2 separate regions of the Homo sapiens genome follow, and region 1 is linked to region 2. A link is a loop called in an ENCODE intact Hi-C map of the cell type or tissue named here. Cell type or tissue: heart left ventricle. All regions are shown on one strand. Links, peaks and the distances in the headings refer to the core of each region. The heading gives the core; the rest is flanking DNA. Region 1 overlaps URB1 (URB1 ribosome biogenesis factor). Region 2 holds the start of SNORA80A (small nucleolar RNA, H/ACA box 80A).

Region 1 (16,133 bases), core at 3,566-11,565, 52 kb before region 2:
ATGGTGTCCACAGGTGGCAGACCAACACAGCATCCAAGAGGCCAGAAGGGCCCCCCTGGCGGGGGCAGGACTCACCTCAGGTGCTTCATGAGCACGATGAGAACATAAAGGAACTCATTGACCAGGTGCAGGGCAAGCCGCTTGGCAGGCTCCTGGGAGCTAGGCTGGCAAAGGCGCTGGCTCTCCCACTCCACTGCCTTGTCCCCCAGGTTGGTCACCCACAGTGTGTGTAGCAAGGAGATCACATTAGACAGCAGCGGAGTCTCCAGAAACCTAAAACCAAGCACAACAGCCTTCAATCCGCCACATCCTGACCTTTCAGCAGGATCAGACTATCGCCCTCCATAATCCTATCTGCTCATCCCCCTAGATAAGCATAGTCTCCAAGTAAAAACAGGGTGCTTGCTATACAAACGCAGCTTCCACACAGGACAAGGTGCACCGTCCTAACAGAAGATTGCCCTAAGTCCCTCCAAAAATTCAGGAGCCGCTGGGGCACACTAATAAAAACTGTCCTGTTCATGACAACAACTCAATTTCTAAAACAAGACACTATAAGCCAGGAACATTAGCTAATTGTGCCTTTTATAAACCTGAAACAGTCTTGAAGTTGATGTCCAAATACACATTCTAATTTTGGATATTAATTTCTTCCCCCCACCCACTTTTTTTGTTGTTTGCAGATGTACTTGGATATATTAGTTTCTTTTAGAGAAATTTCAGGAAATGCTTTTAAAAAAATGCACAAAAGGGCCTGCATTCTCCCAGGCTTATTATAGTAGTTAGTTCTTTGTAAGACAGAGCCCTCCCGCCAAGTGCTGTCTGCTGTGACAGGGTCTTCATCTTTTCAGACAGTCTCAAACAGCAGGAGAATCAGGAATCACAATAAATCATCAAGTTCAGACCCCTGGTGCTGCTCCTCTAATGCGGGCTCATCACTGAGGACAGAGACCCTGCACTGACAGCAGAGCCCTGTCACCCGTCAGACCGGCCTTCCTGCAAGAGGGCTGCAGCTGCTAAAGCCTTAGAGAACAGGACATTCACTTCAGAGCACAGAAGGCTGCTGGGACACCGGGGAGGAGTCTGACCTGTGCAGAACAGAGCCAGACAGGCTGGCGGAGACTCTGCCAGATGTGAACAGCAGCTGGTGTCTGCTGTCCCATGGCAGACAAGAGACACTCAAGGAAAGGCTGTGAATGGAGGAAAGGCACTTTGGCACTGCCAGGAACGGGACTGCCAGGCATATGGTAGCATTGGAGGACACTGCATTTCAGAGAGCATGGATTTTACTGGACATTTCCAACCAACAACAGAGCTGGCAGCAGACGTCATCGTTTCTGTTCCTTTCCTTCCCACCTGACGCGCACCTCGCATGCAAAAGGTACTTACTTGCTTTCAAGGATGTGTAAAATCCATGTTAAAAGGCTATAGTCTCGTATGATTTCATACGCAGATCTGGCAACCTGGGCAGCATTCTGTAGAATTTCCAGAATCCAATTCTGAAAACCCCAAACAAGAAGTTACTCTTCAGTGAGAAAACCCACTTTACTTGATTAAAGAAACCGTTTTAAAAATTAATGGTATGGTGCCATTACAGGTGGTGGCTGCAAATGAAGCCTGCTTTGCTAAGTCCGTCAGAGCGGTGGCCATGTACGAACGTGCCCTTCCCTACAAGAGACAGCCAGAGGACACAGACTTCCACAGCAATCTCTGGGCCCGGGGATCCCCACTTCCGTTAATCCATCATCTGGAACCCACCCACAAGCAAAGATGCACCACAGAAGCCAAATGGCCCAGATGCGCAGCCACCGGCACAGGGAGTGCGTGAGGGCCCGCCTCCAGGCCAGCTGCTGGCCGCCAGCCACGAGCCATGCGGCCCTGTGTTTACCACCTGGAAGGGAGGACATAAAAATGGGATGGTCCCCTGACTTGTTCATGGGGTGCTTCAGAATTCTCACATGCCATAGAAAACAAAAAGTTACTATACTCAAATTCAGTTTATTCAAATGGGCTTCTTAATCTTGACTTACTCCTATTTACCCACATTTTACATATGAGAAACAAAAGCTGACTACGCTAGAAATTAATCAAAATACTAAAAGCTTTTCCTATTTCCTTCTACCACCTACCTGTAATATTTAGAAGGTACACACACCAGCTCTTGGTTCCTGACTGGCTAGGTGAGGCTGTCTGTTTCAACCTGACCCTTGCTTTCTAAATGAGTTCTGACAACCCCCAACTTCTGTAGTAGGTGGAATCCTGGTGATTCAAAAGTGCCTCAGAGTACCTCAGTCACTGACAGGGGGTTTCTAGACTTGTGACCACTCTGAAGGCTCATGATTACTGATCAGTACCCCCCACTGATGGCCTTCGTATATGCCAAGGGCCGTATACACAGTAGGAGGGTTGCAGTGAAGAGTATTTAGAGGACAAATGACACTGGGGGTCACAACACTGCAGCCTCAAGTGAATCCACCTGCTCTGCATGCAGGGAACAGGACAGGCGCTCTCAACATCTCACTTCCCCTAACTGAGAGCCAGGGTTAGGTCGGTCGTGTCCAGGCTGGGAACTGAATTCATACGGACTTGACTTCCAGATAAAATCTTAAGAAGGGGCACAGACCTCTCGCTCTCAAATAAGCTTGCGGAACCCATGTACCTGTGCTGCCTCGTCACACAGCGGGCTGTGGAAGAAGGACAGGATGATGTGGAAGATGCCACGCCGGGCACACAGTTCGTAGCACTGCTTGTCACGGATCCCCTGCCGCAGAACGCCAAACACCCACTTCTGCTCTGTTTTTTGCTATAACCCAGGCACACAAAAAACTGTTGTTAATAAGTGAAAGTCCTTTCATCTGACAACTGTTCAAACACCACTATTTTAAGTGGTGGCAAAAGTTGTAACACAGCAGCCCTGACCTCCATGTCTGATTATGAAAAATCCCTGATCTCATCTTTGATTCCATTTCTTCAGGTCAGAAATAGAGGATCGAGTCAAGTTTAAATACTGAAGTCAGATAAGTATTCTATAAAAGAATATTTAATATGAATATCTAAAAACAGAATTTAATATTTAACCCAGTGATTCACCAAGAAAATATGAGAATGTCGTAAAACTCAGGACTCTGAAGCAGAGTTTTTAAGGTTTGAGGCGCCATGTAGAAGTGAGCCAACAGCACGGAGACATTCCGAAGTGCAGGCCTGCGTGGCCACCGACTGCACAATCGTGTTGGCCGTGCAGCATACAGGATCCATGGGGAAATGTCAGAATGACAACGGTGGCTGCATCATCAATTCAGGGGCCTGCAGAAAGCCGTGAGGACTCTGGAAGCATACCTCAAAGTCGGAGCTGTAGAAGAACTGGTAGAAGCCTGGCACTTTGTCCATGTTCAAGTACTCATGCGACAGCAGGAAGTTGCTGACCTTCAGGTACATGTGCTCCTCTGAGAACACAGGCAGTCAGTCAGTCATGGCAGGCCCCAGCAGGACGCCCCCTGGTCTGGCAGCACTAAGAGGCAGGCATTCTGGGTATCAGACATAAATCCCCTCCCAGGAACTTTTGTGTCCTGACCCAGAGGACTGGCTCTTGAGAATGAGAACAGAATTCAACACGTCAGCTCCATACCACACATGGGCTTGCTCTCCTAGCTCTGAAACCACTGCTGGATGTTGAGTCCTTCAGGGACCTCGCACCCTCCGCCTCCCCAGCTACCGTCCTACAGCACAGGCTTCAAACCAGCCGGTGGGAAGGGTGGGACTTGGTCACACATCCCACAGATCAGGGCTGACACCACACCCACCCGCTGCACCTGCCTCTAGCTTCTAACTGAAAGGAACCGTCACAGCGGGGGAGGCTCAGACACTACTGAGTGCCTCTGGAATGCAGCAACGCAGAGGGCAACGGACACCCTAGCTCCTGCTACCTCCTATCCTTGGATCACCAATGAGTCTACCCCATGACCATGCTGCCCTGCACACGCTCCACCCCGACATGAGCACCGGTGTGGGACACAGCCACACCCAGGACCAAAACCATCATGGTCTCTGCCAATTATTTTCTTCCCCTTCCAAATCTCCAAGGCAAGTAAATCCATGGAATAAAATGAAATGGGAGCAGATGAAAATGAGATCTGAATTCTAATAGCAACTTGACTGTGAACTAACTGTGGGGCCTTGACAAGCTATCTACCCTTGGGAGCCTCAGTTAGTGAGTATGGGGGATACAGGTGGAAACAGCACCCTGTGGTCCCTGATGGTACCAACTTTCTATGATTTTTCTCTCAATAACCAAAAAAAGTCTTAGAATGAGCTAACTTCTAGTCACACTATCTTAGCAGTGGTACCCCCATTCCTGTAACAAAAAGGAGCCTTGTTCTAACAGCGTGGATTACACATGTGCAGTACTCACATACCAAAAGCTTTGTAGCTAAGGACCCGTGAGCCTAAGCATGAATCAATGATGAATAATGGCGGTGATGGTGACGGCAGCTATCACTGATGAGTTTTTACTGTGCCAGGCACTTACATGTGTGTTAGTGTGCGTGATCTAGGCCAGGCATGGTGGCTCACACCTGTAATCCCAGCACTTTGGGAGGCTGAAGCAGGAGGATCGCTTGAGCCCAGGAGTTTGAGACCAGTCTGGGCAACATAATGAAACTCTGTCTCTACAAAAAATTAGCCAGGCGTGGTGGCATTCGCTGTAGTCCCAGCTACTCGGGAGGCTGAGGTAAGAGATTACCTGAGCCTGGGAGGTCGAGGTTGCAGTGAGCCGAGATCATGCCACTGCACTCCAGCCTGGGTGACAGTGCCAGACCGTGTCTCCAAAAAACAAAAAAAGTGTGTGATCCTCATCACCCTCACAGCAATGCTAGAGGCAGTGAGTCCGATCATCACCCCATCTTAGAGGAGGAAACGGGCATGGGGAAGTCCAGGACCGTCTGGCTGTGTCCACGCTTTCAGCCCCTGGGTTCCAATCCCTATGATGTGATTGGCCCACATTTTAACTTCAGTTTTATTTGCTCTCACCACAGTTTCCTATAACTACAAGCGAATATGAATATATACTCTTTCCCTCCATTATAAATACTGTTCTGCACTTTGCTTTGCCATCTACTTTTTTCTGGATTTCACCCCCCAGGGGTCCATGACGAGCTTCCTCATAGCCATCACCTATTTACTGTCCAGAGCTGATGGGGACTTCGGTGGCTCCTCATCTTCCACAATCATGAGCACGGAGTGGCCTTGAACACAGATGTGTGACCCACTATACCTGTGGGACTAATCCCTAGAAGTAGACTTGCTCAGCTTCAGCTTTTCAATTTCCCCTCAACCTAATTATGTCAGTGGTACCTGGTTTCAAAATCTGCAGGGCTGCTTTGGCAATGAAGAGAGCCAAGGTAAAAGTAAGTCTCATGTCCTGAGTTCGAATCCCATTCCGGACTACATCCAACAGGTAAAGTAGCTTGAAAACAGAACAGAAAAGGAAAATGTAAGATGAGCGTGTTCAGAGCTATGGTCAGTCCTCTCTGGTGCAGCCGAACCAGGGCTCGGCAGGGTGTGCCTGCTTCTCATATCCCAGGGGCCACTGAAGACGAAGCTCACAGGAGCAGACACACTACTTGCCAGCATCTCCGGAACGCTTTTCGTTTTTATTTTAGGAGTCAGTCAGGTGCACAACAGCAGAGAGAAGTCTGGCACCATGCCCTGAAAATCTAATCTGCTCTTGTTCCTCCAGCACCATGGGGTACAGGTTTCTAAGGTTCAGTGTGTCGTGGATAATAGCCACCTTAACCACTGAGTTTAGACCAAAGAAATACTCAGTAGAAGTCATATAATTTTGTCTACACACAACACAAGAAAGCCTGTAAGGAGAAACCTTTCTCAACCTCCACGGGGGGTTGTGGATCAAAGGCGACCTCCGGGATCACCTCCTAAGGGAACAGACTTTTGCTCTTCAGCAGAGATCTCCCGGCAACATGCCACCTCCGTGTTCCCTAGTAAATCCTTCTACCAAACCGGGTGGACAGCCAGCTCTCTGAAGTCCGCCAGGCCCACCCCCACAGTAGGATGTACGCTCTTCCTACTTACCTGGGACTGCTCTTGGAACCGTGCGCCCTCCAAGTGCGAGTAGTAGGCCGCCAGGACATGGTAGGCTATGGCTCGCATCTGGGGGTCATAGCTGCTGAGGGCTGTGACAGTTAGGCCCAGAGCATTTGAATCCAAAAATTTTCGACAATCCACCACAAACTCTGCAGGAAATGAAATACAGCATGAAACACACACAATATGATTTTATTATTCTTGTTAACCTGGAGAATTAAATTTCCTCTTGTGTCTTACCAATAGCTACATGTGCCAAGCACAAGGAATGCAAGTCTCTCTCCAACTCCTCCTAACTTCTGCTGAAGTTAGACAAAAAAACCTCTTCCTTTATGTGGCAATAATGACCATACCTTCAGTTTCTAAAATGCTCATACATCCCAACCAGGATAATTTCATTATTTCTCATAAACACCCAATGAGTCAGGATATTGGAGGTGACACTGAGACCCACTGCGGAGACCCCAGCATGCCAGAGGCCTGGGGAACACAACTGGGAATCAGCAGAGAAAATCAGTCCCCAGCTTCCACCTTGCTCAGCCCTCCACCGCGGGCGCCTGTCTATAAGCATCACCGAGGAAAGCACACACAGCAGTGAAAGCAGGAAAAGGCAGCTGATGCCAACCAGCCCGACAAAGGACTCACTCACACCCACTCTGCAACCCTAGCTCTTCCTTCAAATAAACAACACAAGTCTCACAGAAAAGTGGCTCATCAAGCTTAAGCAAAAGCTACGGTCCAGAGAGCCTGTTGGCTGGTATCCATTTGCCATTTGTGAGGCCGAGAGAAGCTGACAATCACTAGAGGAGAGGAGAAGACTCACAGAGAGAGGGAGAAGGTCAGACACATGAGGGGATGCGCCTTACCACAACCTAGAGGGCTCTTCACTAACGAAACTGAGGACACCTTCCCACTCCTTAATAAAAACCCAGGCTATTCTACAAGATAAATACTGTCAAGAAGAACCTTAGAATAGGAATTAATTATTAATGATTAAACTGATCATGATAATTATCCACAATGATGTTCTCGAGATAGAGTGACCAGTGGCCTAATTGGGAACCAAACACAAGCCAACTGAAATGACTACTCCAAATGAGTAATCATGGAATATAACATCAATAAGAGATAGTCCATTGATGACATTTTTAAAAGTTAAAGAAAGATAAAGCATTTTAAGCAGGGACACAGAAGATACAAAAACCCAAAACCAAGCTTCTAGAGATGAAAACTAAAATATCTGAGCTGAAAAATGCATTGGATGGTGAAATGGTTTGGATTTGTGGCCCTACCCAAATCTCATGTTGAATTACAAACCCCCATGTTGGAGGTGGGGACTCCGGTGGGAGGTGATTGGATCTCGGGGCAGATTTCCCCTTGCTGTTCTCATGCTAGTGAGTTCTCACAAGAGCTGGTTGTTTAGAAGCGTGTGGCACTGCCCCACTTCCTCCTGCTCTGGCATGTAAGATGTGCCTGCTTTCCCTTTGCCTTCTACCATAATTGAAAGTTTCCTGAGGCCTCCCCAGCCATGCTTCCTACACAGACTATGAAACCATGAGTCAATTAAACCTCTTTTCTTGATCAATTATCCAGTCTCGGGTTCTTTATACCAGTGCAAGAATGGACCAATAGAGATGGGATTATCAGTGATTAGACACTAGACCAAAAAGGATTAGCGAACTTAAGACAGCAATAGAAACTATCCAAGCTGAAAACACAGAGAGGAAAAATATGAACAGAACATCAGTGTCCTGTGGGTATGTGTAATAGGGGGTCCCTGAAAAAAATCCGAAGAAATAATGGCCAAAACTTTTTGAAATCTGACCAAAAAAAACTATAAACCTAGACAGCCAAGAAACTCAAAACATAAAACATTAAGAATATCATGCAAGCATCATCACAAATAAAGCATATATATTTATATATAAAAGAAAATCACACGAAAGCACATTGTGATCAAATTGTTTGACACCAGTGATTTAAAAAAAATCTTAAGAGCAGCCACATGACATACAGAAGAATGAAGATAAGAATGGCAGATTTCTTGTCAGAAATAACTCAATTCAGAAACCAGAGGAGCAACTTCTTTAAAGTACTGTAAGAAAAAAAACTGTCAACCTTGAATTTTATACCCCATCAAAATCTTTCAAAAGTTAAGACTTTTTTCAGACACAAAAAAGCTAAAACAATTGGTCACCAGTATCAAAATCTTTCAAAAGTTAAGACTTTTTTCAGACACAAAAAAGCTAAAACAATTGGTCACCAGTAGACTTGAACAATAAGAATTCTTAAAGGAAGTATTTTAGGAAGAAGAAAAATGATACCAGATAGAAATCTAGATCTACACAAAGGAATGGTAACAATATGGCAAATATCAAATATTTACACTTCTTTTAGAAATAATGACAATTTGAAGCAAAAACAACACTATATTGTAGGGTTTATAGCATACTGAAATGTAATGCATGACAAGAATAGCAGAAAAGCCAGAAGGGAGGAAATGGATCTATACTGTTACAAGGTCCTTATACTATACATGAAGTGGTATCATCTCACTTGAAGATAAACTATAATAGATTGAAGATGTGTACTATAAACCCTAAAGCAACCAGTAAAAATATGCATGCATGCACTCATACACATACAAAAGTTGCAGGTAAAAGTCAACAAGAGATAAAATAGAGTCAGATCAATAATCACATTAAATATAAATGATGTATGCACTCCAAAATAAAAGGCAGAGATGGTCAGATTAGATAAAAAGCAGAACCTAGGTACATGCTGCCTTCAAGAAACCCATTTTCAATATCAAGACATAGACTAAAAGTGAAAGGATGAAAAGAGCATAGTCAGATGACTCTTGGGCATAGCAGTTTAGGAACAAAATTTTCTAATTCTCTTATCTCTACTTTTTTAAAGCCAGAGTCTCCTTTGTCGCCCAGGCTGGAGTGCAGTGGCACAATCTTGGCTCACTGTAACCTCCACCTTACGGGTGCAAGCGATTCTTGTGCCTCAGCCTCCTGAGTAGCTAGGACTACAGGCATGTGCCACCATGCCCAGCTAATTTTCTTATTTTTAGTAGAGACGGGGTTTCACCATGTTGGCCAGGCTGGTTTCAAACTCCTGGCCTCAAGTGATCAGCTCGCCTTGGCCTCCCAAAGTGCTGGGATTACAGGAATGAGTCACCGTGCCCAGCCTAATTTTCTTATTTCTCACAAGTGACTGTTTTTGATAAGAGGGAAAAAGAAATCCAAAAGCTTTAAAAGCACCAAACTAGATACAATTATATTGTTTTACAAAAGATGGAAGAAATGTGTTTAAGAGACACCTACATAAGTACATAACAAATATAGGTAAATGGAATACATTTGGGAAAGAGAAAAGTCTAAACATTTAGTTTATACTCACTAAAAGCAGCTAATACTCAGCTGGCTGGGATATTTTTAGTAATCACTGACATTCTAAGACAAATGGATTTTCCACGTGTCCATGAGGAAAAGTCAGTTTCCTGTTTTGTGCTCATCTCTGCTACTCTATGAAAATCTTGGCTTTGTAACACTTATGGAAAAGAGCCGCCCTCAGAATGCTGAAAACATGATAGGCTATTTAAAAATAGTTATAAATGCCATTCTCTTTGTTTCAAGAACCTCATGAATAGCAACGTGGCCTTAACAGACCTTCAGATCAAAATGGCTTAACCAGGACAGTTATCAAGGATTAAAATTAAAACTGCCCCAGAACTGGGTGTAATGGCTCACCCAGCCTCCCAAGGTGCTGTAATCCCCCAGCAACTTGGGAGGCTGAGGTGGGAGGATTACTTGGGGCCAGGAGTTCCCCTGGCAACATAGAGAGATACAGTCTCTACCAAAAAAAAAAAATTAGCTAGGCATGGTGGTGCACATTTGCAGTCCTAGCTACTCAGGAGGCTGAGGCAGGAGGACGGCTTGAACAGGAGTTTGGGTATACAGTGAGCCATGATCATGCCACTGCACTCCAACCTAGGTGACAGAGTGAGACCCTGACTCTTAAAAAAAAATGTGCCCCAGTATTAGTGGGCTTCAGTAGCAGTGTAACTGCTGTTGGAGCATCAGAAATCTTCCTTACACCTCTTTTTACATAATATCCCCCAGAGGCACCCCAATAGGCTAGACTCATCACAGTGAGAAGAGTCAGAGGAGCCTGCGTGCTCTGGTCATCTAGTGATGAGGCTCAGAGAATTGCAAATGGGGCTTCCTGTTCTGGCTGCCTTGTGGCATGTGTGAATTATGAGCTGTAGATTTCAGCCCAGTTCTGTTGAGGACAAGAGTTTGCTGTGGAAAAAGCATTTGTCACTGCCATTGCTAACAGCCTTGGCTGGCCCTGTTTCTTGGCCAAGGACTCAAAGAAGGGAAGGAATAAGGTTAAGAAAATAGGTTCCCATTTCCAGCAAAGGGCTGAAAACGGAGCAGTGGGACTGTAATTACTCTCAAGACTGGCAGCCACATATAAAAATTAATTGGATGCTCAATTTAGGATTGCAGTTAGTTTAGCAATATCTGGACCCAGATGCCACCGCAGGAAGTAAAAACATACAGTTGAGAACTTCTGCTACACTCTGCATAGCTGAATCTCACAAATGTAACATGGGATAGATGCAGCTTGGCAGCAAAGATTACATCATGTGTATCGCCATTTACATGAAGTTCAAATACAGGATGCTGGCCCCTTCTAGGGAGGAAGGGGCTTGAGGAGCTGCTTACTGTTCTATGCCCTGATCTCACTGGTGGTGTCACCACTACTGACTTTTCTATGTGTCACACTTCAACTATTTTAGTGCCAGGAATTTGCCTCTTCCAATGAATGAGTGTGCTTCCTTTCAGCAGTCAATGAAATCTGTTTAAAAACCAGGCCTCCATCTTTCGTTTGGGATGACAAGATGCTCAGAGCAACATCTAAGAAATGTACTTTTTGGGGAGTGTTTTTTTTTTTTTTTTTTTTTTTGGGTATATCCATTTCCCTCTCCACCTGTATGCCTTTTGAAATGTTCTACTTTGATATGAATTTTTCGTGTAAATTTTTGACTATTGCAATTCCTTTTCAAATTGGGATAGGCAAGCTCTGCAAATTTTTCTACCTGTATTAAACCAATAAAACTTAAATAGTCGTATTTGGAAATTTAAGGTAAGGAAACTGGTACCTGGTACATTTTCCTAATTTGAAAGACCATTTACTAATGACAGCTCTTCAAAAAAGTCCTCCCAGACCAAGGGAAAAAAAAAAAAAAAGCACAGTACTCAAGATTTCATGAAAATTAACATCCTGATTTTGCTATTAAACTTTTTCCAAGCCTTTTTCTCCTGAAAGCTCTATCTGTTATAATTCACTAAAGTTAAAAGGTCCAGTAGTCTTGCATTTTTTTAGAGTATGGAAACTTTATTTCCATGTTTGATGAGTAACAGATTTAGCAGCACCACTGAGGCACAGGGGAAATCAGAAGAGCTTCCTGGCCACTGACTAGGAGATCTGCTGCAGTTAGCCTGCTGCTTAAAATCGCCATCAGGGCAATTAAGATATCCATTTGCTATTACCGTAATCTGACATTTGTATGAAATGCCCCCTGCTCTCTTGCAAACAAAATCCAGCTTCAGCAACAGAGCACAGTGCTCACCATGGGGAGCTAGAGCCAACACAAAGGCCTATTGATGGGAAGATCTCTATGATATCCTAGCCTCTTTGATCTTTTTAAAAGGGATACAAAGGGCACTGATAGAGGATTGGCAAATCTATTCAGAAGTAGGAGCATTTGTTGAGAAAATAAAATTTCAAGTTTAAAAAGGAGGAAAACAGGATGAATAGTGGAACAATGTCTCCCCAGTGCACCTAAATCTCCCCAGTTGTGAAGTCTGGGAGTCCATTCAGGGATCACGCGAACCAGCACAGAAGCAAAATGTGTGCCGCCACACCCCCAGCACACCCCACTGGAATCTCAAGCTGGACCTAGGAAAACATGAGGAACTGCAACAGTTCTCCCTCTAGAATGAGGAAACTGTGGCCAGAGGTAGGGCAGGAAGTGCATTTTCCCTGTATACCCTTCAGCACCTGCTGAATTTCAAACTGTGAATGTATTACCTAATGTTAAAAATTAATGAACTTAGACTTCCCAATTCTGGCAAGATGGAGTAGACATGCTTTTTCCTATTCTTCCTATCAAGTAGAACTAAAAATACTGAGCATCATATGTAGAACAAATATAAGATGATTCTGGAAGGTAGAAAGAAAGCAGACCAGTCAGAGACCTTGAGACCCAAAGAACAAGGGAGTGCGTTCCTGGGTTGTCTTCTTGCCTCATTTGTCCTAGACTTAGAACTCAAGTCAGCAACCTGGAAACATCGACAGGCTCTCACACACACAAAGGCCGGAACAAAAGCCTGTTCTCTCTAACAAAAAAGAATGGAAAAAGGGCTGCCTAGCAAGACAGAAAACTGTGAGCCAAGAGCGGCGATACTTCAGCCAAACACTTCACTGTGCCCCACTCCCAGCCACACCAGCAAAGGTGGAGCCTAGACTCCCACCCCTGCCAGGCTGGAAAGAGGAGCCCCAAATCCCCTGTTGGGGTGGCATGAGAGAAGGCCAAGTAGGGAGGCAGGATGTTCCTCTCCTGGGCAGTGACAGTACACTCCTCCTGCCCCCACTGGGGTGTCAGAGGAAGCCTAGCAGAGAGTAAGGACTTTCAGCATGCCCAGCAGTGACTGGGCAGCCCCCACTTCTACCTGTCCCCGCCAGGAAAGACCTGCAGAGGCCCAGTGAGCAGCTGGGACCCCCATCTCAACCAACAGTCACAAGCGGGACAGATGGACTTTTCAACACACAGAGGCTGTAACAACTGACAACAACAGGTGAAGCAGTATGAATCCAGACCTGGACATCACACCTCACAGAAAAGTGAGCTCAAAACAGATCACGGGCTTAAATTTAAAGAGTAAAACTAGAAACTTTTAGATAGAAACATAAGAAAAATTCCTCAGGATCTAGGAGTAGACAGAGTTCTTAGATGCCAAGAGCATGATCCGTAAAAGGAAAAACTGACCAAATGGGCTTCATCAAAATTAAAAGCTTTTGCTCTGTGAAAGAACTTGTTAAAAGGATTAAAAGATAAGCTACGGATTGTTAGATATTTGCAAACCACAAATCCTTCCAAGGACTAGTATCTGGAATATATAAAGAACACTCAAAACTCAATAGTTGAAAAAAGAAAGACAAAAAAAAAAAAAATCCCCAAACTCAAGTTAAAAAAACAAAAGACAAAAAAAAAAAAAAAATCCCCAAACTCAAGTTAAAAAAACAAAAGACAAAAAAAAAAAAAAATCCCCAAACTCAATAGTTAAAAAAACAAAAAACAAAAAATCCCATTAGAAAATGGGCAAAAGACATGAACAGACATTTCACCAAAGAGGATGTGCAGATAGCAAATAAGCCACAGGATGTTCAACATCATTAGCCATTAGAAAAATGCAAATTCAAGCCACAATGAGCTATCCCTGCACACTGTCAGAATGCTCCCAACCAAGAGACCTGACCAGCCTGGGAAGATCAATCTCAGTGTTTCTCAATGTGCGTTACATGGAAGTGTTTCTTTCTCTCCCCACAACCCATTCACCCACAAGGACTCCCACTCTGAGGCTACTAGACACAAAACATAATTTCCAAAATGTACTTAAGCCAAGAAAAAGGCAACCTCAGCAGGCTGACCCATTATCAGGACTAAAATCTCTCATTTCTGTTGGTATTTGACCAGTAACTAATAAAAATGCAGAAAATGTTCATCATTAGGAATTAGGAAAACATCAAAGACAATTGGACATTTCCAGATTTTAAAATTACAATTTTTTTTTTTAAATCACTGTATGTTCAAAATACTAACTGTGACTTTGCTGAAAATCACTGGAATGAACAGATGAGGATGGCTGAAGATCCTTTAAGAATTATTTCCAAGATTCAGGTCCTCATGTGGTAATTATGGCAATAATTACCATAATCAACCTGACCTCTGAGAAGTCATGCATAGCAAGCCCTGACCCAAGAGAAGACTGCAGTTACCTGGCCTGGTCAGCTCACTGAAGAGCTGAAGGAGAAAGCAGGGGTCATAGAGGCCATCAAGATCCACCCTGCTTTTGTCTTTGAATATCAGCTCCTGTGTGTCCTGAAAGAGCCAAAATCAACAAAAACGTGTGATTCAACCTCACAAAGGTAATACAGGTTGAGTATCTCTTATCTGAAACACCTGGGATCAGAAATGTTTCAGATTTTGGAATATTTGCATACATAATGAGATATCTTGGGGATGGGAGCCAAGTTTAAACACACAAATCATTTATGTTTCATATGCACGTAATATACATAGCATGCAGGTAACTTTATACAGGAATTTAAGATAATTTTGTGCATGAAAGAAAGTCTCTGTACACTGACCCTCAGGAAAGCAAAGGCGTCTCTATCTCATGTTAGTGCTCAAAAAGCTTCAAATTTTGGAACATTTCAGATTTGGGATTTTCAGATTAGAGATTCTCAACCTGTATGGCATAACTGTTTACCCTCTACTGCCAGAGCTCAAATTATTTTGAATATTTAAGGGCATAAAGCAAAGTGCTTGTGTAAAAAGCAGTGCTTGTACATGAAATGATAGGATCCTTGGGATGTGCTGCAACATAATCTCCTTGGGGGCAGGGGAACAGAGTGGTATAAACAGAACAAGCGTGGCCAGTGCAGATCATTGTTGCAGCTGGGCGGTGGGCTTATGAGGGTCTGGTCTCTATACCTTTATATATGATAAGATTCTTACTTAATAAAAAGGTAAATAACAAGAAAAACGAAGCTGAGGGTGCAGATGGAGCCCCTGAGGCTGGGGTGAAGGGGTGGGTAGGGACAGAACAGCAGCAGCCCAACCTCGGGGGGCAGCAGCCTCCGGTTCTGGGGGAAGTGCAGGATGGTCTGCATCATCCGGTCCCGGTCCAGCAGGCGAAGGATGTCCCCGACACTCGGCTGCTGCCACAGTGACCTGCCCAGGCTCCGGCACGTCTTGTGATGCTCCACGGCCGCTGGGCCCCACAGCAGCACCCTAGAGCCAGAAAAGGGAAAAGAGACTGGTCACAGAGCCCCCCGGGAACAGAATTAATCATGATAACAACAACAGGTAGCAGTTGTCAGGCTGCCAGTTCACACCAGGTGCTGTTCTGAGCATGCGACGTGTTATATCACTCAATCCCATCACAGCTTACGAAGTGGGTGGTGGTGATGGTGAGGCTGAGGGTGGGTGACAGTGTCAGTGATGACGACAGAAGCTGGTGTCTACTCAGCTGGCCCTATTCTAAGCCCTTCATGTAGATCAATTCACTCAATCTGCACAACATCTCCATCAGGTGGGTACTATTATTATACCCCTTGTGCAAATGGGGGAAAGAGGTGCGGAGAGGATTAAGCAAGTTGCTCAGCTGCTCACCTGCTCAGATGGTATGTTGCAGGGCTGGGATTCAGACTCAGGAAGTCTGGCTCCTGAGTCCATGCTAGAACATAGCGGCAGAATTCTGATCTCTCACTGCTCACATGTGGCCACGAGTGAACCAGGTCTGCCTACACAAGCCTTTCGGCTAAGCCCACCATGTGTGTGCTATGGACAACCTTCATACCTCAACCGCCACCACAGCTGTCAGAGGCCACCTTGCCTTCCTTCCTCCTAGAAAATGACTCCAGCCTAGCACTTCCCCCAACTCTCCTCCTCCCTCCCCCATCCACTGCCCTGCTGCTGCCCCGCTGCTGCCAGGCCGCTCCCCAGAGCCCAGCTGTGACGAGGAATGCTTCCCTGCTGTCTCCCAGATGGAATGGAAATGCTTCCATCTGGTACTTTCACCCTCCACTGGCAATCCACGTGGCCTTCCCATTGCCTGTTTCCCTGCACACATCCAATGACCCCGATAAGCCGGGCTACTCACCCTTTCCCCAAATGTCCTGAGTTTCCACTCCTGCATGCTGTTTCCTCCTCCTGCTGCCCCAGGCCCCTC
Region 2 (15,228 bases), core at 6,930-14,929:
AGGTATTTTACCACTAGGCAAACCATGAATCAGTGACAGAGAGTTCAAACAAGTCAGGCATTACTGCCAAAGAACAGTAGGTACCTCTACTTGTAAAATGGGCAGATGCTGACATTATGATCAAAAGGAAGGTAACGCACATCCACTTAAACCAGCAGACCAACGTTCCACAGCTTATTTCAAGTTGTTCTAATTGAAGCAGCAACCTTTAAAAACTATCCTACAAGTCAGACATTTCATTTTATTTTACTTTTTATGAGCCCAGATGGAGAAGAGATAATCGGGCAACTCATCAATCCCAGTCTAACTGTGCTGAGACTCAACAAGATTTCACTCTAAGCAAAATCTTGATGAACAGGATAAATTGGCTCAAAAGATTCTAAATAAACCTCAAATTCAGCTCAGTGAAAGGCAAAACGCTATAGAAGATAAGGACACCAAATTTACATGGTCTAAAATATCCCTTTTTATCCCTGAAAGGTCTTCATATTGTATAGTTTACCAGATGAGAATGTCTGCCTGTCCCCTAACTCCCTATGCCCCCCTACCTAGCTAACAGACTTATTTTTTTGAGATGGAGTCTCGCTCTGTCACCCAGGCTGGAGTGCAGTGGCGCGATCTCAGCTCACTGCAACCTCCGCCTCCCAGGTTCAAGTAATTCTCCTGTCTCAGGCTCCCAAGTACCTGGGATTACAGGCGCACACCACCACACCCAGTTAATTTTTGTATTTTTAGTAAGAGACAGGTTTCGTCACGTTGGCCAGGCTGGTCTCAAACTCCTGACCTCAGGTAATCCGCCTGCCTCGGCCTCCCGAAGTGCTGGGATTACAGGCATGAGCCACCACGCCCAGCTTAGCTAACAGACTTTTAAATATCATGTTTTTTTACCTTGTTTAGTAGTTTGATATTATTTAACCAAGTAGACTTCGCTCGTGGGATAAAGGAAAACGTTACTTCCTTGAAGTATTTGTTCAGTAAGTCCGGGCACACTTTGAGGATGTTTACCACAAGGTCAGCCACCAGATCATCATCAGCTGCAGTTTTCAAACCCAGCAAGAAGTGCAAGAGTGTCAGGTTTCCGCCTCTGTTAGAGAAAGACACATGGGGAGAGGTCAGCAGAAAATGGTCAAAGCACCCTGAGAGCTCATGGTGACGTGCAGCTCTGCAGAATTGCCCTCAGTGAACACAGCAATAACAACGTAGGGAATTTCCCCCAGGACGTAAAGTGGGGGTTCCGTGGCCTGGGGGTTCCAGCTCTCCACAGAGGGCTTCCCTCTCATCCTCTACTTCTGAGTGGCTGAAAAAGTCTCTGTCCTGCGATCTTTCTTCTTTCCTACTTCCCTCCCTTGAGTTCAATTTGCTTTCTAAAGAAAAGGAAGAAAACCATTCTCTCTCGCTCTACCTCAGCCACCTACCAGTCTGCCTAGAAGTCAAGGCTACTGAAAAGAAAGGACAAAACCAGCAGGGAGGAATCCATGCCCCAAATTTCATTTTGAGATTTTACTGACGTTCCTCCTCCAGCCACACACAAAAAAAGCACTATGTAGGGCTGGCTGTGGTACTCACAACTGTAATCCCAGCACTTTGGGAGGCCAAGGTGGGAGGATCACCTGAGGTCAGGAGTTCAAGACCTTGGCCTTGAACTATGTTGGCTTGGTCAACATAGTGAAACCCTATCTCTATTAAAAACACAAAAAAATTAGCCAGGCATGGTGGTGCCTGCCTATAGTCCTAGCTACTCAGGAGGCTGAGGCAGAAGAATTGCTTGAACCTGAGAGGTGGAGGTTGCAGTGAGCTGAGATTGCACCACTGCACTTCCAGCCTGGGTGACAGAGTAAGACTCCATCTGAAAAAAACAGCACTATGTAAATACATATGTGAGTGTGAGTGTAAAAAAATGCAGATAAGACATTTTTCTCTTGAAAGGGGGATTTGTTTTAATTTTTAAAATTTTTTATTATTTCTTCAGAGACAGGGTCTTGCTCTGTCACCCAGAATGCAGTGGCGTGACCATAGCTCACTGCAGCCTCGAATTCCTGGGTTCAAGTGACCCTCCTGCCTCAGCCTCCTGGGTAGCTGGGACTAGAGGTGCACACCACCACATCTGGAAATAAAGTTTTTTTTATACGAACTGCTCATGAGTTGCTGCATGGTCCAGAGCGCCATTAAATTATTTCTTGACAAGAAATCTGACAAGACAGCACGAGGTCTTTGCATGGACCTTCTGCCTTCCCTGTTTCTAGCTTATTTCAAATTCCTTCATTTTCATTTAGCAGATGAAAGAAGCTAGGATGTGGAAAAAATCTACCGTAGAAAAATACTGAAAAGTTATCTCAAAGTGGACAGTCTTCAAAGGTATGAAAAGATAATAAAAGCAGGTGAGCCCAGGACTTCAAGGCTGCAGTAACCTACGACTGTGCCACTGCCTTCCATCCTGAACAACAGAGCGAGTCTCCATCTCAAAAAAAAAAAAAAAAAAAAAGTAAGAAGCAGGAAAGTCTGCAGAGACTAAAACTTGCATAAAGGGAGTAAAATCCCAGGATCCACACAGCCAAAGCCCCAGGACACTAGGCTTCATCTGCTTCAAAGTCTTTTTAGAAAATATGCCCTTTCCTATCTGCTTGACCCTGTGAAGTCAAAACATCCAGAAAATCCTCAGACTCTGTCTCATGTGCACGACACAGTGATGGTTTCTAGGGTCCCCGGTGTCTCACATCCCCCTTATAAATTGAGTAAAACTACAATGCTATATGAGAGCTTTACATATAGTAAAAAAAGTTTTTTAAAAACCAAATTAGAAAGTATAATTTTGATCAGAAAAACTATCCTTTAAAAAAGGACATGAAAATATCCTTTCCTAATATGAAAATGTCATGAACAAAATAGTTTGTACTGTCAAATGAAAAGGATATTAAATCTACAAAGAGTGCTAAAAATACTACACATGCTTTATTTTAATCAACAACGTAATAAAATGGAGAGCATTAATATTTATGTAGTGCACAACACATGCCAGACACTGCTCTAAGCAGTTACCACCACGTCTCTGCGACAGGCACTACTTTTATTCCCACTTTATAGACAAGATAATGGAGGCAGAGAGGATGCCTAACCCAGTGAAGGTCTCAGAGCTAAGTTGGGATTGAAGCCCAGCTGTCTGCTCTGTTAACCTACACCAGCGACTGGCAAAGTAGGGCCCAGCACCTATCATTGTAATTTGATTGGGACACAGGTAAACCTACTTATTTACATCTATGGATGCTTTGCTGGCACAACTGAGTGGTCACAACAGACTGTGTAGGCTGCCAAGCCCAAAATACAATCTGGCCCTTTGTAGAAAAGTTTGCCAATCCTTGCTCTATGCTCTAACACCAGCTTTCAGTGAACACCTACTATGTGCCAGGCACTGTCCTAGGGACTGGAGGCCCATAATAGACCAGCGCCCGTTCTCACCACTTCTCACCAATCTGATAATGAACAAGCAAATAAATAAATCAGCAAATAAATGTATGAACAGTCAGAAGCCTAAGCCAGGCAAAAAGCACAGTGACAGTGGAGGGACTATTTCAGAAAGGGCTGTCCGGGAAGGCCTCCCTGAAGTGGTGAGGTCTGCACAGGAACCTGAATGAAATGAATGAGTGGGCCACGTGTCTACTGGGGAACAGGGAACGATGCAATTCAGTGTTCTCAAAGCTTTCTATCACCATCCACAAACAAATCTCCTTCCTTTCCCTTATGCACAAACACTTGTCTTTTGCCCATGGCTTCAAAATTCACATAAATCACAGCTTGCTGCAAAGAGACGCACACCCACAAGTTGATTCAATATGCTCATTAAATGCTCATCTATTTCATGGGCCTAGTTATGGAGGAAAAATGCTTTAAAAAGGGGGAACAATGCATGTGTTTTAAGCATGGTGTAATATTCTATTCGACTATAAAAGTCTGCTGTTATGTTTTGGCAGGAAAATGAGCTCATTCTTACTGATGAAAGAAAAAAGAAATGATGTGACAAGTTAAATCACAGTGACCTCAGAATCAAAACACGTCCAAAGTCATAAGCAGACAGAAAAACTCCCACCATGTTATTCCATTCTGAAGGAATCACCTGATTTCCTGACTGGCTGAAATTAGAAGTAAATCAAACTGCCTAAATCCTTGTGATATAATGCTAGGATAGAATAACAAGGATTAAACAATAAATCATTTACACATTTACAATGACAAGAAAACATGGCCAATATTTTTATTGTCAAGTGGGAAAAAAGCAGATAGGATGAACAGTAGTAAGCCATTTTTGTTATTAAAAAAAAAAATCACATAGACCTGTATTATACGATTACAAAAAGAAAGTCTTAAAGAATATGATCAAAACCAGTAGATTTGAACTTAATATGTTTCCTTACTGATGAAATGTTACCACAATTGTGAAATGTGAAACAAAATGTTAAAAAAAAAAACAATTTTGAAACCGTGACTCATGGGCAGCCTGTCAAGGAGAGGGAGGACTGTTTTAGTATCAGTTTGGAGCTGGACTTCCTGGATTCCAGTGCAACCTCTGCCATTTAACCAGTGTAAGTGTCTCGACCTCTCTAGAACTACTTTCTTCCTCTGCAAAGCTGGCATAACAATGGTACCTGCGTCAGGACTGCTGTGAGGCCCATGTCAGGGCCAACCCTCTCTGGCAAGGCAGACGCCTTTTCTGAGCTCCAGCTGACGAACACTGTCTTTAGGTAAACATCCGCAGCACCTCCCTGGGTGAAATATCCCATGACCTAACTAAGTGCTAATAGACAGCTACCCTCAGAACTGCCCCTGAGGACATGCAACAAGGAGAAGTTCTCTGGGACTACAACTGTTCAACCCTGAAACGAGTTAGATAATGTCCACAATTCTAGTTCTAACCTACTACAGTTCCACTAGACACTCACATATGTGGTGACTTCTGAGGAACATACACACCCTGGGGTCCACAAGAGTGTTATACTTTACCTGCCAAAGGTACCCAAAGATGCATCGTAAAAATTAATTCCATGCTTGAGTGAACAGCAAAGATCCATCAGGAAGTTATGAACAAGCTCCCGCACCATGGTTTTCCCTGCTTCTTCGGCAGAAACCTATGAAGATTTTTTAAAAATTCAATGAAAATCCCAAGCTCATACACTTTAGTAAGAGCTAGAGTAAAAACAAGGACAATATTAACTGCCGATGACAATTTAGAAAACATTTTAAATACTTGGTGTCATTCCAAACAATAAATGAAAACAACAACAAAAAGATACACCGATCAAGATAAAAGAATACTCTGAAGAGGGGCAAGTTTAAACCTGTATTTTTAAAAGCTTTAAAGTGATCTAATTTCTCTTGTTCATTTGAATAAAATTCCATATTTGGGAGTGTTTTTATGCAGCCTCTGAGGCTTGCTGGTCTAGAGCATACAAAAACATGTTCAAAACAAGAGGACCTGGGCAAGTCTCCAAGATAAAAGGAGGTGAAATATTAGGCTCTTGAGAGGTGAATTATTATAACGTTAACAGGAAGTCTGTGCCTTTACTACTCTGGCCAAGTCCATGTTCAGTAACACCCTGAAGAAAATTAAAATATACACTGGCATTGGGTCGATGTTAAGAGCAGCTGTTTCAATTTAGCACGAGTTAACTAGCACAAAATAAATTATATATGTCAGTAGGTGAGGCTCCTAGACATTCAGGATCCTGAGGTTAAAAACAAACAAACAAACAAAAAACACACAACAAGCCTTGAAACTCCAACAACTGGACATGAAAGAATGGAAGGATGGGAAGGCAGAGGTAAAGCAAGAGGAAAAGATGGCCGGGATGACCCTGCAGGTCTAACAGGCAAGTGCTGCAGGGAAAACTAAGATATGGCTCAGCCCAAGGAAATCATAGTTTTCTAATTAAAAAAAAAAATTATTAGCATGATTAAGAAATTAGGGGAAAAAAATCCTATTGCAGTTAGCAGAGGGTTAATACAACCATATAACCACAGTCAAAAGAAACAGATCAAATGAGGGGACTTCAAGTCTGGTGCGGTGTTGAGAATTCTCCCTCTCCCAACCCTGAGGATCAAATTCCAACAACGAGGTCAACGAAAACCAAAAAGTGTCTGCACCTTGACATTTTCTGGGTTCACATCGGTAATCCCATTCCAGTTGTACAGCGATGCTATGTGGTTCAATAACTGCCCCGTAAAGAAACGCACCTTCTGGGTTTTTGTGATATTTTTATTGTGAACTACCTGAAACAATAATAAAACAAATTATTAAAAAACAAATTATGAAAAAGTTCATGGAATTCAATTATTTTTTAAATGGTGCTTACTGTTTTCTCATCATTATAAAAATAATGCTTGCTAGTGGCAGAAAATTTGGTTTAAAAAAAGGAAAAACATAAAGGGAAATTCACCAATATTCCCAACCATCCTAGGATATCGTTACTATTTTGATATATTTCCTTTCAGTCACCACCCACACCCACACAATATACATGTGTATGTATTCATTATTTTTTGCCTGAGATTTTATTTATATATGATTACTTATGAAGCATAAGCCTTTTCCACGTCATTAAACATCCCTTTAGAACATTTTGGGGGGCTAAATACCATTCTATCCTATGAGTGGACCACAACTTATCTAACCATTCCCCTGGTGTTTACAATTAGTTGTTTCTAAATTCTGGCTATTCTCCATAAAGCTGTGATTAGCATCCTTGAACATAGTCTTCATTGCATCTGACTTTGGACTTGACACTGGTTCCTGCAAGTAGAATTGTGGCACAAATTCTCAGCTCCACCCAAACCTAACCCCAGAATCCCTATGGGTGTGGCCCAGGTATATATATTTCAGATACATTCCCCTAGAGGTTCTGATGCAACTCCCCCAGTTCAGAACAACCATACGTCACGGTCCATGAACATATTTAAGACCTCTGACACATCCTGTCAGAACTGTTATCTTCCATAGGGGATACAACACTTCCTCCTCAAGAAAGTATCTGATTCAAAGCATCCTTGCTAGCACTGAACACCATTGTTTTTAAAAGTCAATGCTATTTTAGTAGGCAAAAAAATCTGTATGTCATTATTTGCTTTACTTTAAATTAGGGTTTCTCAACCTCAGCTCTACTGACACTTGGGGCCAGGTAATTGTTATGGGGGCCATCCTGGGCATTACAGGATGTTCGGCAGCATCCCTGCTGTCTCCCCACTAGGCACCAGTTGTACCTCCCCAGTTGTGACAATGCAAAATGTCTTCAGAGATTGACAAATGTCCCGTAGAAGGCAAAATTGCCCCCATTTGAGAATCACTCTTTAAAATACTTCGAAAATAAAGTCCTTTCATGCTTATTAGCCATTTTCATGTGGACTCTGGACAACTTGTCATGTTGGGAGGGTCATAGTTTTTCTTACTGATGATTTAAAGTGTTTCTGTATTAAAGGCAGTGATCTTTTTAGCAAGTTTTAAAATATCAATAAGATGCTTGCAAAAGGCAGAATATGGAACATGACACAGAACAACATTTTGCTAGATATGTGAATGAAGTATTATTTATAATTTACAGCTCACAATGATTACTTTGGGTTGCTGTGAAATGTTGACCAGCAGCTTTTCTGCTGCTGTAATAAAACAGCAGCCATGTCTGGACATCACTGGCTGCTTCAGCTATTCTTTAACCTTCTAGTCCCAGGATATGCTCATCAACAAGAACAAGTTTCTGCTTAGGGAAGAGTTTTCCACTCAACCAATACAACAATCTATGTAAGATAAGATGTTGTAGCTCTACAGTCCTGTAAAACACCGGAGAATATCTCCATTCCCAAGGGAAAACAGACAACAGAAACGCGGATCACCAAGCACATACCTTTGTTTTCAGTGTGGATAATAAAATATTGATGGTAGAGATCCTATCTTCCTTTATCCCTGAGCTAAAAATGCAAGGAATAAATTCTGAAAGTAAAAGTTTCAAAGCATTAAATTCAAAAATATTTTGAAAATGAGAATAGACGAGAGAATATTACTGTTTAGGTGGTACAGCAAACAATGCCATTTACTTTTTCAAGTTTTTTTTTTTTAACTATACAAGTTTCCGGTAGAAATAACCACTTCCATGACATAAGAAATCAAGAAGCCAGGCAGAGTGGCTCATGCCTGTAAGCCCAGCACTACAGGAGGCCAAGGTGGGAGGATCCCTTGAGGCCAGGAGTTCAAGACCAGCCTGGGCAATATAGCAAGACCCTGTCTCCAAAAAAAAATTTAAAAATTAGCTGGGTATGGTGGTGCGCACCTGTAGTCTTACTGTAGTCTTAGGTACCTAAGAGGCTGAGGTGGCAGGATCACCAGTACCCAGGAGTTTGAGGTTGCAGTAAGCCATGATCGCACCACTGCACTCCAGCCTAGGCAACAGAGCAAGACGCTGTCTCCAAAAAAACAAAACAAAACAAAACAAAAAGGAAGAAAGAAAAGAAATCAAGAGCACCTACAAGCGAACCAATGACAGAACTTTTTAAGAAGTTCAGTAGGTCTTTAGTTCCATTTTACTTTTCTTTTCTCATATTAAAATTAACTAAATACTATTTGAAAGAGAATGTACGGTATAACAAACTAATACAATTTCTCTCTTGCTTAGACTTGCTGAGATGTGTTTAAAGAGATGGTCATGATTTTTTAAGTTGGCAGTAGAATTTTGGGTGATTTAGTTTGTTTACTTTTTGCTTTCTCTTCCTACTTTTCAATCCCCAAGGAAATGGCCACCAGAGCTTGACACTGTTATCATTATTAATGCAGTAGTGACAGTGGGCAGAAGCAGCAAAACAATTACAAATTTCCTTGCTCCACACATGCTTACTGGGCACACAGAATTTCTACAAAAGCAAATTCATTATTTGTGAAAAAGGAAAAATCAGAAAATACCAGACAAACCAAAAGAATAAGTCAAAGCTTCAGTACCGAGAAGTTAACACTGTTAACATCATCTGAGTTAACTATTACCCTTCTGATGTATTCATGCTACTCTATTTGAGTAAAATGAGATCATACTTTATAGTTTTATAGTTTACACCCAATCATATATCACTAAAAAACTTTGAAATCATTAAGTGCAGCATGTTTTTTTTCTTTTTGAGACAGGGCCTCCCTCTGTCCTCCAGGCTAGAGTGCAGTGGCGCAATCTCCACTTACTGCAGCCTTGACATCCCAGGCTCAAGCAATTCTCCCACCTCAGCTTCCCAAGTAGCTGAGACAACAGGTACACGCCAACACACCCAGCTAACTTTTGTTTTGTTTGTTTGTTTGTTTGTTTGTTTTGGTAGAGACAGAATCTCACTATGTTGTCCAGGATGGTCTCAAGAACTCCCGGGCTCAAGCAATCCTCCAGCCTCCAACTCCCAAAATGCTGGGATTACAGGTGTGAGCCACGACGGCCAGCCTCCAGAGTATTTTTAATCGCTGCATTCCATCTTATGACCAGTCCCCAATTTGCTCAGCCAATCCCTTACTGGTGGATAGTTAGAAGACCCATTTCCAGCTAATATAAATATTATTCCCTAACAAAACCTCTACTCACATCTTTAATTATTTCACTGGGATAAATGACTAGACATGGAATTGCAGGATCAAGTATCTTAAAAGTTTTTTTATCTTTTTTCTTTATCTATTGTGCAACCCACTTCAGTGCCAGCAGCCTACGGGAACAGAGGCCAGGCAATGGTTCAGGGCTACAGTTTGCTCTGGCATGGGGTACTATGAGAGGTCCAGGGGGACGGGCCCATCATAAATCCAAACCCATGCATAAGCACCTTAAAAGTTTTGATGTGTACAGCCAAACTTCCCAGCAGAAACATTAAACTGTAGTATGTTCCAGCCCCCTTCAACAGTGTAAATGGTACCAACTGTCACTGAATAAAAGGCCAGACAGCTGAAATGGCCCACGGGAATTTGAAGAAACTACTGGCCCTGGCAGCAGCAAGATATCCTGAACCTAGTGCCTGGTAACAAGTAGGAAAAAAAAAAATCTGTCCGCTGCATTATGCAGAGACCACATCTCCACTCTCATGCTGCTCCACCACAGCAGCAATAGAGCGCCCCACACAGACCAGGCTGACCACATACAGGGTGACCGCCACCTGCACTCTCCTCCTAAATCGTCCCGGCAGTCACGTTCCAGGGGCAGTCCAGATCTCCCATCCTGGGAGGGAGAAGAAGGGCTGGAGACCCAAACACCCTGAGTACAGCACCCTGCTACTCCTCCTCAATAACTCCCAGAGTTCCGGCCAGGACATGGGACTGCTCCTCACCTCCAGACAGGCCAGGATTCCAGGGAATCTTACCGAGCAACTGCCATGTGCTGAGCTAAGTGCTGCCATTTATCATCTTAGTGAATCTCTTGATAAAATGCAAGGGGCCCTGGCAGATTAAATGATGCCAAGCCTCACTCTAGGGACACAGCCACCAAAAGGTGGTCAAGTTGGAATTCTCTGAAGCCCTGTTACTGATGTTCTCGTAACACAGGTCTAAGCCACCAAAGAAACTAACTTTGTTTTTTAAAACGACATCTCCCAAGGAAATCCAGGTAGCCAAGGCTATGAGTCTGAGTAGGTTCCATAGCCATAAAGCCTCCTTTGTTTGCCCGACTCTGCCTCTCTGAAGTCTGCATTTATCCTCTGTGACGGCATTGTTCAGCATTCCAGACGGCATAACAGGAACAACTCTGTTCACTCTTGACCAGTGATATCAAAATGGTACTGACCAAGGCTTTGCACCCGCTCACCCACCTCCCTGCCCCACATCCTTCAATCTGGTGTACACAGCAACTGCAAAGGCTGCAGACTTTTTTTGAACTTGGAAGAAACGGTTTGCAGTAGGTTTTTCAAAACAAATGGGCTTTCCTAACGGACAAGGGAGTACACCTACCTTTCACTTCCAACACCTGCACTATAGTGCTGTCATCACCCGCAATTAAAAAGGAGAGAGCAAACTGAACGTAGGCCTGCCGAACGTCGTACACTCCCTAGAGGACAAAGGAGACCTACATGTCACATGCATATTCCACATACAGCCAAAGGAATCAGCAACACAGTGGCCAAGCACACCCCTCCCGTCTCAACATCACCAGCCCCCCAGCCTTGTCCCCAGTCACCAGGGGATGCAAGTCTGAAACCAATGCTCATTCTCCATGGAAAGTAAAAAATTTTTTCCGTTCTCTTTCCCCGGTAATCTTCTCTACTTTCCTTCTCTTTCAAGCCCTATTCTCAATACAAAAGTATGGGTAAAAAATAGTAGTGTTCCCTTCCCTGACTATAACACATACATTTTCGTTTCTTGGCCACTTTGGTGTAGAGCAAGACTCTCAGCCTGCCTAGATCCATCTCCTCTCGCTTGCTGATGAAAATAATCTATGTTTTTGAAAATCCAGAGATGATGAAATGGCTGGTACTGCTTTTGGTGAGACACCAATGTGGTGATGTCTGGTTTTTATGAGATATTATAAATAACTTATTAGCTCATACCACAAACCAAAGCACAGATGCTGTCACGTTACTAACCCTGTTAGGCCTTCCCAGGGTTGTAGCCAGCACTGTCCACATGCATCAGCCACCAACCAGGGCACTGGGCACGTTTGGGGAGGGCCCCAACACCGTGACAGCAGCCAGTGCCTCTAGGGAAGCCGCTGATCAGCTTCCCCTCCCAGTATCATTAAGACAAAGCTGTGTCACATCACTCCTCGTTTTGTATCTAAGGAACTCAAGGCATGTGGTCATGTCAGTCTCTCATCAGCTGTTCCAGAACTAGCAGGTGTGCCTGGATCCTCCATTGCTTACACCCAGCACTATTCTCTACTTCACAGTTACTCCAAAGATACCTTCATTCACTGCCAAGAAATAAGTTAATATCACAACAAGTCACTGCCCCAAAATGCCTGGGAAAATTAAGGAGTAATCTCTGCCTTCCAGATAGTTCTGTTCCACTTAGTAGTAGCAGGAGAGGTGGTGGCAGTAGTAGTGATGATGATGAGGAGGAGGAGGAGAACAATGTTTACAGAGCACTTACTATGTGCCAGGCACTGTATCAAATGCTGCACATCCGTGATCTCATTTACTCCTCATAACAGCCTGAGGGAGAGATGCCCACACCACACCCATTTTACAGATGAGAAAACTGAGGGTTCAAAAATTCAGCCGGACACGGTGGCTCATGCCTATAATCCCAGCACATTGGGAGGCCAAGGAGGGTGGATCACTTGAGGTTAGGAGTTCGAAACCAACCCGGCCAACATGGTGAAACCCTGTCTCTACTAAAAATACAAAAATTAGCTGGGTATGGTGGTAGGCGCCTATAATCCCAGCTACTCGGGAGGCTGAGACTTAAGCCCGGGAGGCAGAGGTTGCAGTGAGCAGAGATCACGCCACTGCACTCCAACCTGGGCGACAGAGCGAGACTCCATCTCAAAAAAAAAAAAAAATTTCACTCGAGGTCACACAGCTAATTAAGTACCAGAACTGAGATAAGAAGTAATTGTACAAACATACGACTTATGTTCAACTACAGAGAAGTTCTTCCTTCTTCACAAGATTCTGTGGCATTTTCCATTTTCATTTCACTTTTTCTCAGGGTGCAAGGACCATACTTGGCATCAGTTAGGTCTCTGTGCAAGTCTTTAATTAATTCCATCTTATTTTGTTGGGTCTATGTTTCTTCTGGAGAAAAGGAAGGCTATCCAACCCATGCTCCCTAATATGTGGATCAAGGCCTTGCACACTCATTACATTTATTGAGTTTATCCCCGTCCATGTCACACAGCATCTCAGCAAGACCTTATTACACCAATGTGAGTTTCTTCCAAAACTGAGACCTTCAAACTATCCTCTCTGTTCTGAGGACCTATCTGTGTGTCTCATCACAATAAGGAGTTTGCATCCAATGATCACTGGTGCTGAGAATGTGCAGCACTTCCATAGTGTCAGCAACACTCCAGTGCCTTAACCCACCAATTCAGTTTTTATGAAACACTCATTCCATTCAAGATGCCATCATCTCAGGCCAAGAGAGGGTGCAAAGTTTACCAAGATGTTGTCCCTGTCCTCAGGAAGCTTAAGCTGCTCCCAAGCCATCTCTATGCCTCATTGTTCAAATAAACATACCATCTAATTCAAGCAGTTAATTTTCTTGATCTACACACACCTTGTGTTCCAGATGAATGCTGGTAAAATGCTAAAACTTGCCTGGCAAAATTAAATTAAGTTCTGTCTTTTCCCTGCTAGTGGAAAGTTCCTGTGCTTTTATTTTGTGTCCACTGAAGTAACAGTACTGGGAGTCAGGGCCCTGGAATGCTGGTCCAGGTTTTCTGCCATTCTACATCTTTCTATCCTGCTGGTACACAGCAGAACTAGACCTCCTGTGGGTCCCTCCAGCAATGAATTTATAAATGAAAAGGGATTTAGTTATCACCTCCTGGCTTCCATCTTTTATATCCCAGACAACTCCAAATTTCACGTCCTGACATGATGGAGGAACTGGGTAAGATCCCCAGGACACAGCAGCTGCCCACTCTAGGCTCTAGGCTCTGCCACTGTCGTGGCCCCCTGGGGCTCCATCCTCTGTTTCCAGTCCTCTCCATCAAAGGCGTCCCACTCCTACTGCAAGTGGACCACATGCCTGCTCTTCATTCCCACCCTGTGACCTCACAGGGTTATTATTCCAGGAAGAAAACGTCCTGAACTCTTCAGGGCTTGTTCTGCAAAACACTGTCTAAAACAGACCAAAATACACTTGGTAAAACTGCTCTTTGGCACAGGATTTTAACAATGCTTTCTTTGGCTGGATGAATATTATCTATAACCCTCCTTCTTCATGACGCTTTAATAATTTCCTCCAAAATGTTAACATATATTCATTAAAAAAAAAAAAAAATCCCTGCCAGCACTTCAACAACTAAATAGCATTTAAAAAAAAAAAGCAGGGGATGGCATGAGGGAGAAAAACTCAAAGACGCAAAAGGGATCAAAGATATTTAAGAAACATATCAACCAAATGCAATGTGGACTTTGTTTGGATCCCGATCTGAATCACAAAGTGTAAAAACATTTTTGAGACGGAAAAAACCTGAGACCAAACTGAGTAATAGATGATAGTGAGAAATTATTAATGTGTTAGGCGTGATAATGGCACTGTGGTTTCTGTTCTTTAAAAGGTCTTTTTCTGTTAGAGTACATGCTGAAATATTTATAGTGAAATATGATTCACGTCTGGGATTTGCTATAATCGACTGCCCCAGAGGAAACTGAAAAGGTGGAGGGTGGGGACAGTGGCTGAAGCTGGACAGCTGGTACAGGGGTTCCTCACGCTGCTCTATTTTTAAATGTTCCTAACAGTTCCTTATTAAATGTAATGTCTCAACTCCATTTCCTATAACATATAAGATATCTAAGATACTTATTACAGATTACACAATGAAAGTAAAAACACTTTCAACTTGACTGTAACTCCCATTTTACAGATCCTGGAGAGGTAAAATAATGTGCCCTGAGACCCTGAGATGAAACGGCTTGTGTGTGGCCCTGCAGCCGGGCTTCAGGACGGGAAGCCCTTTCCCACGCTGTCTGGGCTCCTAAAGTCTATTTCACTTAGACGGCGGGGAGGGCTGAGATCAAAAGAGATGGGTGGGGAGGGCATCTGATGGATAATTATTGCCAGGCTTACTGCCAGGTAAGACCAAAGAACCGTGATATTTGCCCTCGTCTGCAAATAGCACACACATTCTTTTTATTAGAAACGTATTTAAATGTCAGGAGCCATTACTCATTGAATGGAATTTGTTGACACATGGATAAAGCATAGTATCTAAGAGACATTAAGACCTGGAATTTTTTTCCTTAGAGAATACCTTATTTGTAATTCCAGTAAAACCCTCAACACCAGGCCAATCTCACAGAGCCATAAAAGCTACTTGGTATTATCAACCCTTTAGTCCAATTCCCGGCAATGTAGAAACTCTTAGTTCCCAGGGATACTGACAGAACAAGGCAGCACACTGTTATAGAAGTGAATTATTCTAATGTGGTTCTCCACCGCAGCAGATGGGATGGACTGATACCTGTCCCCTTATTCTTTACGTTCAGGAAGAGGGTGACACTCTGGCCAGGGCTGTTCACAGCACTGAATTCCAGCAGGGGAGCTGATATGGCAACCAGAAGAGGCCCTACGACAGACAA

Evidence for each region. Peaks named below come from ENCODE experiments on the same cell type or tissue, not always from the same donor. Only the 100,000 strongest peaks of a DNase experiment are listed, where the experiment ranks them.
Region 1: a loop joins it to region 2, with 5 times the contacts of the local background. A loop is called at or near these places in 8 of 110 quality-filtered maps.

What each region holds. Positions count from the first base shown.
Region 1 is chr21:32,319,142-32,335,274 of GRCh38, forward strand. It overlaps URB1 (URB1 ribosome biogenesis factor), which reads right to left. Exons shown (of 39, transcript NM_014825.3): 29 at 15,022-15,193; 30 at 14,176-14,278; 31 at 6,088-6,248; 32 at 5,350-5,461; 33 at 3,337-3,443; 34 at 2,660-2,803; 35 at 1,390-1,499; 36 at 76-273. Among named protein-coding and RNA genes, the nearest start is that of MRAP-AS1, 18 kb to the left of the region's middle. RefSeq lists enhancers at 11,514-12,106, 15,199-16,133. In heart left ventricle, for the core only: no CTCF peak of the experiment used is centred there; no DNase peak of the experiment used is centred there; H3K27ac peaks cover 1,975 bases.
Region 2 is chr21:32,367,515-32,382,742 of GRCh38, forward strand. It overlaps URB1 (URB1 ribosome biogenesis factor), which reads right to left. Exons shown (of 39, transcript NM_014825.3): 5 at 10,931-11,027; 6 at 7,884-7,969; 7 at 6,133-6,258; 8 at 4,993-5,117; 9 at 889-1,084. It overlaps SNORA80A (small nucleolar RNA, H/ACA box 80A), which reads right to left and starts at 9,808; the gene lies at 9,673-9,808. RefSeq lists an enhancer at 14,614-15,228. In heart left ventricle, for the core only: no CTCF peak of the experiment used is centred there; a DNase peak (open chromatin) is centred at 11,620; H3K27ac peaks cover 1,558 bases.